3 separate regions of the Mus musculus genome follow, and all the other regions are linked to region 3. The links are chromatin loops, found by intact Hi-C in ENCODE. Cell type or tissue: heart. All regions are shown on one strand.

Region 1 (2,500 bases), 320 kb before region 3:
GTACCAGGGTCATTGACAGAGAAGATCAGTCTTTCCCTTTGCCCACACTCTCCCTTGCATGAATTTCCAGGGATGTATTGATAAGTCCCTGCTTCCAATTGACTGGTCACATCTCAAGAGTAATTCCCAGCTGTCTTAGATGGACTGTGACCTGCTGGTCTTTTATTCCTGACTAGGGATGTGATGGACAGATTTGGAAGAAATGAAGTCTCTTCTCACTGGTTTGTATCTCACTCTGCACTGTGGCTTCCTTGCCTGGAATGTGGTCACAGCCCTCCTTCGAGCTGTGGTGGAATACAGCTGGTGGGAGATAGGCAGGACTGTGAAATTGGAAGAACAGGTCCCAGTAGCAGAAGTTCAGAGTCTGCAGCAAGCATCCTGGATCCCCAATGGTCGGTTATACTTTCTGCTTCTTAGTGATAGCCTATATGGGATACTGTCCCTGTCAGCTACACTATGACAATTGTACCCCTGTATCTACAGCCTGTGTATTGCCTGGACTCTACACAGAAATTTTGGCCCAGTATCCTGAGATTAGCCATGTTTTTATGTGTGGTACATGTACCCTCTGTCTGTACCTTAGAATGGGTGATCAAAAAACATTTATCAAGGGGAAAGATAATACAAGGAGAGTTTAAGAAAGGGAAGAGATGGGAAGACAGAACAGGAGGAGAAGGGCTCTATCACAGGACAATCAAGGACTGTATGCTCATTCCAGAGCAAGCACAGGCCTAGACTAGCTTCACCACTAATTCACTGAGCATAAGCAGACCTCTGAACTAGCTGTGCCCCATCTCCTCAGTGAGTGGGGTGTGCAACTTGAATATGATCTCAAATAGAGGTCAAGTAACTATAGACGTTGATAAGCAGACTGTGAATGTGAGGTTGGACTGGGTGAATTCTTTCTGAATCATAGACATCTCTGGGCTACAAAAGATCGAATAAGGTCTTGATGGTTTTTACTGTCTGTTCAGAGCCCCAGGGCCCCATCAGATGAACTACCAAGGGAGTAAGGCTGAGCCAGACAATGGCACACAGCTGTGATCTTAGAGGCTGAGGCAGGATAATCACTTAAGCTTAGGGAGTAGCCTAGAAAGCCTCTACAGAAAAGAAGAAGAGAAGAGAGAGGTGAGAGGAGGGAGGAGGGAGGGGGGAAGCGAAGGGAGGAGTGGGGAGGGGGAGGGAGGAGAAAGGAGAGGAGAGGAGAGGAGAGGAGAGGAGAGGAGGGGAGGGGAGGGGAGAGGAGGGGAGGGGAGGGGAGGGGAGGGGAGGGGAGGGGAGGGGAGGGGAGGGGAGGGGAGGGGAGGGGAGGGGAGGGGAGAGGAGAGGAGAGGAAAAGGAGAGAGGGAGAGTCAAGTTCTGGGGCCCAGGACACTTGTATCTGCTGTTCAGAAATATTGCCACTAGATGGTGCCAGGTCCATTTTTGCAGCAGCACCTACAGGTTCTAGGTAGACTTACCTCACAGGTCAAAAACAGGTGTGTGTGTGTGTGTGTGTGTGTGTGTGTGTGTGTGTGTGTGTGTGTGTGTTCACTTAATGCTCCTTGTCCATCAGACAAGGCCACTAGAAAAAGACACATCTGGGAGCATGAGTTTACTGCCCCACATCCCACCCCCTCACTGTTGCCCCTGTATACCCTGAAACACAAAGGAGCCTAGGCTGGAAGATCTCTTCCCCCATTTCCTTGAGGTTGGGTGGAAAGAAGGAAGAGAAGACATAGCAGAATAGGTAATTCATGTTACAACTAAACTGAAAAATGAAACAGGCACCCCTGTACATAGGTACAGAATTTTAAGGCTCCAGAAGTTACATGTAGTACAATGTGCAAGATCTATAGACTCCAGAAAACTGGCTCCCAAGCCTTACCCATGTCTGGTTTGACCTGGTTCACTCTTGACAGATCCACAAGGCATCGTGCAGAGGACTTGCCTTAGGCTTTCTCAAGATGCTCAGGTGTACATCTCCTTGGTTTACACCTAGCGGCCGCTGAACACCACACCAACAACTATATTGTGTACCATTACCTGGACACTGACTTAAAACCTGATGCAGAGGATGGCAAGATGGCTTGGTGGTTAAGACCACTTGTTGCTCTTGAAGAGGACCTAAGTTTGATTACCAGCACCTACATCAGGTATTTTACAACTGCTTATAAGTCCAGCTCCAAGAGACCCAATGCCCTTTTCTGGATGCTGAGGGCATCTGCACTCATATGCACATAGATACATGCACACACACACACACACACACACACACACTATAAGCCATGTAAAGGGAGCAATGTCCCCTTCTTGTATCCTAACCTCGAGACATCATGGAAAGAAATGGCTCTAACAGTAAAAGTGCCTGGTCAGTTGCTGAATGCATTCTTTGAGATGCCCGTCTTTCCAAGTAGAGCATCAGAAACACAGGCCCAACTACCTCTGGGCACCTGTGATGTGCCAGTTGGTTTGTCTTGGCTTCAGCTCAGTGCCTGGTGCTAGTTCCTCAGAAGATAAT
Region 2 (2,500 bases), 310 kb before region 3:
CAAGACAGTATACTGTTCGGGCTGTATGGCTGCTACTTCTGGTTCTTTGCCAAGTCTCAGTGAGAGAGCTGCAAGCAAAGGAGAAAGACACCAGGCATGTGCAGCCTGGATGAGTCATAGAGGTGAATATAAAGCTAACTTTTTTTCTACTTTTAAGCCTGTTGTGGATTTTTAGGTTTTGGCCTTTGGTTTCAGGGTTTTCTGCTGATAAGTGCATAAATGATAGTTTTTACTTGATAGTGAAAGTATAAAATCTAACGTGAAGCTTCAGAGCTTCAAAATGGCCATTCCAACTGTGTAGAAGTTTGCTGAGATGTATAGACTTTTATATATATATCCTTATGTGATATATGGTGATATATAACTGTATATGATATATAACTGTATATGATATATGCACATATATAAGGTTATATTATTTATAAGGTTTTATAAATAAGATTATAATATATGTATTTATTTATTTTATATATAATTATATATAATCTTATATGGAATAAAAGTTTTGAGGAAAGGGCTGTGTGCATGATTAAAATTGCAGACAAGGAGTGTGTGAAGAAAGCAGCTGTAACCGTGAAAGATTAAAAGTATTAAAGAAAAGCCTGGTGCTCTGCAGCTGGGAAGAGGAAAGGGTCCCTGAGGGCAAGACCCACTCACCAGAGGTGGTAACTCATCAAAATGCAAATATTCCTGAAAGAGCCTAAACTGAGACTGCCACCGAAAGGGTTCCCTGCTGGACATAACTACTAGAGAAGCATTTCCTTAGATTTAGGCACCACGTCAGACTTAGATTTGTGATCTAAGAGTGTCAGCCTACATTTGACGATTGGAGCAGAATCTGAGAGTAGCATCTACATGAGGCTGGTCCCGCAGACATGCAAGATGTAACAGAGAACCCAGGTTCCACAAAGCTTCTGAGATGAGGCAGTGTGTGGCAGGAGGTGCCTTTGCATAAAGCTTTAAAGGTGAAGCTTATGTTATAGCTAAAGCCCCTAAGTTGCAATGCTGGATGTGGCAGGAACTCTGTCAAGGGGAACTGCAGGTGTGGGGTGGAGTCGGTCCAAGAGCGGTCACATGTGCTGAAGATAGCAGAGATGAAGGGGTAGGGCTGCCAAAGACCAGTGAAGCCTAGATGATTCCATCACAGTCCCCCAGTGCTGAGCATGATCTGCAGGGTCTGGTGTTTGCTGAATTTGGGTCTTGTTTCGCTCTTATCTCTCCTTTTCCATCCACCTGTTCTCCAAATTGAGCACGTGACTGTTTAGTCTACATTGTTATATATTGGATGTATGTGGCTTGTTGTTGTACAAGGATCATAGTTAAGACATTGCTTTAAGAACAGATTGGACTTAGGGATTTTAATTGTGTTTGAGCTGTTAAAGACTGTGGAGGCTTTTGAAGCAGAAGAATGCATTTTGCATCATGAGATGACTGTAAGCCTATGGAATCCAGAACACGTGTGGTTTGAATAGAAAATGCCTTCAAAGGATTATATGTCTGAACACTTAGTCCCCAGCAGATGGTGCTGTTTTGGGAGATTTTGGAACCTTTGGAAAGTGGGGCCGTATGGAAGGAAGCTGTCCACTGAGGGCAAGCCCTGAGGTTTCACTCTCTGCTTCCTGACTGTGGATACAATGTCATGAGCCTCCTCTCACTCCTCTTATCATGCATTACCCACCATGATGGGCTGGATTCCCTCAAACGGTGACCTACTACAAATCTTTCCTTTTTTAAATTGCTTGTCAAAATATTGTCAGGTATTTTGTAACAGGGGGAAAAAAGAGTACATAATGCTTGTGACCCCAAAGTACGTTTCTTTATTCTGTGTACCAGGCAAAAGGAGGCCCTCACTCTTTAAGATGATTAACATTCATTTGTACCAGCTGCAGCATGTTGATAAACTGTTTTAAACATTTGTCTTGTACATATCCCTCCTTTGGCAGAGTGTATGACACTGGTAGAAGAAAATGGTCTGACAGGCAGGTCAGCTGCACACAGGTTACAGTAGGAGGACTCAACTTACACTCAACAGACCTGACCTTCACTCCTGCTCACCAGGACACCTGACACACATGTGGCTAATATGGCAGTCATACTCTTCCCAGGACCTTGCTTCAAGTTGGTCATAGCTCAACACTATGATGAGACATTTCTTAGTATGAGCTGGGTCTAAACACAGCCCATGGAGTAGAATATGATTACAGGTCTTCGTTACATGTTCTGGGAATGATGACTTGAGTTCTGGTACTAACGTGTCCATCTAGATGACACTAGAATTAGGTGACAAACATCAGACTCTGTTGGACCAGGAAAGATATGGAGTCCTTCAAGTAGCTCCTAATAGAAGCACCTACATCAATAGTCTGGAGTTGTATGCATTTTAATGCCTATTGGAGTGTTTGGGAATCTGTGTCATCTAACTTCACAATGATGGGGCCATTGTAACCCAATGTCCCACTGCTGCCCCATCCAATAGCATCCCTCTTGAGAAGAGTGTGGG
Region 3 (2,500 bases):
AGTGTGACCTGAGCAGGGGAGGCTTGTCTGCAGGGCCCAGGTGTATGCTGAAGCAAAAGTGCAATACAGGTGGGGATTCTTGGGGCCAGGTAAGAGCCTAGGCATCTGTACCAGTTGGTTTGTCTGTCAACTTGACACAAGCTGGAGTTATCACAGAGAAAGGAGCCCCTCTCGAGGAAATGCCTCCATGAGATCCAGCTACAAGGCATTTTCTCAATTAGTGATCAAGGGTGGGAGGGCCCATTGCAGATGGTGCCATCCCTGGGCTGGTAGTCTTGGTTCTATAAAAGAGCAAGCTGAGCAAGCCAGGGGAAGCAAGCCAGTAAGTAACATCCCTCCATAGCCTCTGCATCAACTCCTGCTTCCTGACCTGGCTTGAGTTCCAGTCCTGACTTCCTTTGGTGATGAAGAACAATGTGGAAATGTAAGTTGAATAAATCCTTTCCTTCCCAACTTGCTTCTTGGTCATGATGTTTGTGTAGGAATAGAAACCCTGACTAAGACAGAATCTTTGCCACAAAGTCTGCAGGCCAGTGGTTTCCAACCTTTCTAATGCTTCAGCAACCCTTTAATACAATTTTCCATGTTGTGGTGACCCCCCTCCCACTATAAAATATGTCTTTGTTACTTTATTACTGTAGGTTTGCTACTGTTATGAATCATAAATATTTGATATGTGGCACTGGGGGGGGGGGGTTGTGACCCACAGGTTGAGAACTGCTGCTGTAGGTCCAATTGGGGTGAGGCAGCTATACTGGGATATGGGTGGGAATCTCCTTTACCGATTACGAGATGATCTTCAACTAGGCTGAGAAATGGAGAGTGTTAGCAAAATTGCCTGTGGGAAGTGACAGGGTTTCTCTTGACAGGTACTCTGACCCGTCTCTTCCCACCACTGAAAAACTGTCCTGGGACAAGCTCAGCCACAGACCTCCAGTCTCCTGCAACCTGACACCCTAAGGTCAGTACGTAACTGGAGCCAGACCCTGCGTCAGAGCCTCAGGGTTCCACGTTCCCAGAGCAAGGGCGCCACCGCTGGGCGGGCGAGGGGAGGTCATTCTGCAGGCAGATTGAGACTCTCGAGGGGATGCCCTGATTGTGGGTCTTTGGAAAAAGGAGGAGACTGTTCCCCAGAATCCCTTTCATAGGGAAGTGGGCAAAGTCGCAATTGATACTCCTACCCCTACTCTGGAGACCAGGCCGGCCACGCTCTACCGGAAAGGAGAGGACCACTCTGAGTGGAATGTGAGCCAGTAGTTTCCGAAGCTGGTTGGAGCAGGGGGAGGTCCCTGCCAACTTCCAATCCCTAGATCCTTTGCCTGAGGTCATAGGCTAGGTAAACGTGGTCCCTCGGTTCCCCTCCTGGACTGCTGAAAGACTGTGGAGTAGAAGGGCTGCTCCACCCCTCAAGACTCTTTTCTCCACTCCAGCTGCCTGGATCCCAGCCTGCCTTGAGCACCTTGCCACTAGCCTGTAGTGGGCATCCTTGACTGCTCCCGCTTTGGACAGTTTCACAGGCTCTAGGGCCCAGCTATTGTGGCCCATAGCCCTTGCACTTCCCTCTATCCTGGGGTTCCGCTGCCCTCACTTCTGCTTGGATTCGGCATCACCCCCTGCTTCTCTCCCTCTGTCCTCCTCTTGGAACCCCTAAGAGATCCTCAGTTGCTGATTGTTTGTATATATTGCTTTCCTCCCGGGTCTAACTGAATACTAAGCCGGTCCCTGCTTTCCACTTTCTCATGGAACTCCTGCCGACCCTTTCTTACCCTTCCAGAACTCTCAGACTCTGATCTCAGTCCCCACACCTGCCAGGCAGCTACAAACATGCTTGGATTCTCTTTGGAACAAGTAGGCTCCCAGCCCTGCCTGTGGACACTGTCCCAGGACTGGATGGATGGATGGATGGATGGATGGATGGATGGATGGATGAGCAAGCTAAGGAATGAATAAGCATCTTTTCTTCCGGGCACTGGCACCAAGCTTTCAGTCAGTCCAATTTGGAGGACTGAATTGAGCTTATCAAGTTTGAACACAATTGTCTGCTACAACCCAGTTATGTCCCCTGCTGGTCTATAACATCCAAAAGTGAAACAGTTGCATTTAAGAACCTCTTAAGTCTGAAAGTGAGAAAAGCCTTGCACAGTTTTCTCTCTTCTTTTCTGAGACCCCCCTGGCTGGGCATTTGGCTGCACACCAAGCTTCTTGCCTTCTAGCAGGGTAGGGGCACCTCAGGGAAGGCTATTATTCCACTCATCTGCTGGCCACTGTAGGGGCCCACTGGACTTCACCCTTTCTCTGCAGTCCTGCAGATACCATGATCCCTGTCCTCAGTGATAGTAAGGACTCGCTACAGCTGCAGAACCAACTGGATTAGGACATTGTTTCTGTATAAACACCCATGATGGTCCTCTACTTCAGAAGACACTCATCTAAGCATATCCTCCTAAAATCCAGCAAACATGATGGTACACATCTGTAAGCCCAGCATTTAAGATGCTGA

The links. Hi-C counts contacts between places; a loop is a spot of excess contacts. Peaks named below come from ENCODE experiments on the same cell type or tissue, not always from the same donor. Only the 100,000 strongest peaks of a DNase experiment are listed, where the experiment ranks them.
Region 1: a loop joins it to region 3, with 5 times the contacts of the local background. A loop is called at or near these places in 6 of 42 quality-filtered maps.
Region 2: it touches region 3 in a loop (7-fold over the local background); 6 of 42 quality-filtered maps call a loop at or near these places.

The regions. Positions count from the first base shown.
Region 1 is chr13:73,086,608-73,089,107 of GRCm38, forward strand. No RefSeq gene overlaps it. Among named protein-coding and RNA genes, the nearest start is that of Gm30154, 45 kb to the right of the region's middle. In heart, a CTCF peak has its summit at 1,394 (motif pointing right); no DNase peak of the experiment used is centred here; H3K27me3 peaks cover 393 bases.
Region 2 is chr13:73,090,564-73,093,063 of GRCm38, forward strand. No RefSeq gene overlaps it. Among named protein-coding and RNA genes, the nearest start is that of Gm30154, 41 kb to the right of the region's middle. In heart, a CTCF peak has its summit at 1,518 (motif pointing right); no DNase peak of the experiment used is centred here.
Region 3 is chr13:73,404,925-73,407,424 of GRCm38, forward strand. No RefSeq gene overlaps it. Among named protein-coding and RNA genes, the nearest start is that of Eprn, 59 kb to the left of the region's middle. In heart, a CTCF peak has its summit at 1,037; no DNase peak of the experiment used is centred here; H3K4me3 peaks cover 816 bases; H3K27ac peaks cover 577 bases; H3K27me3 peaks cover 820 bases.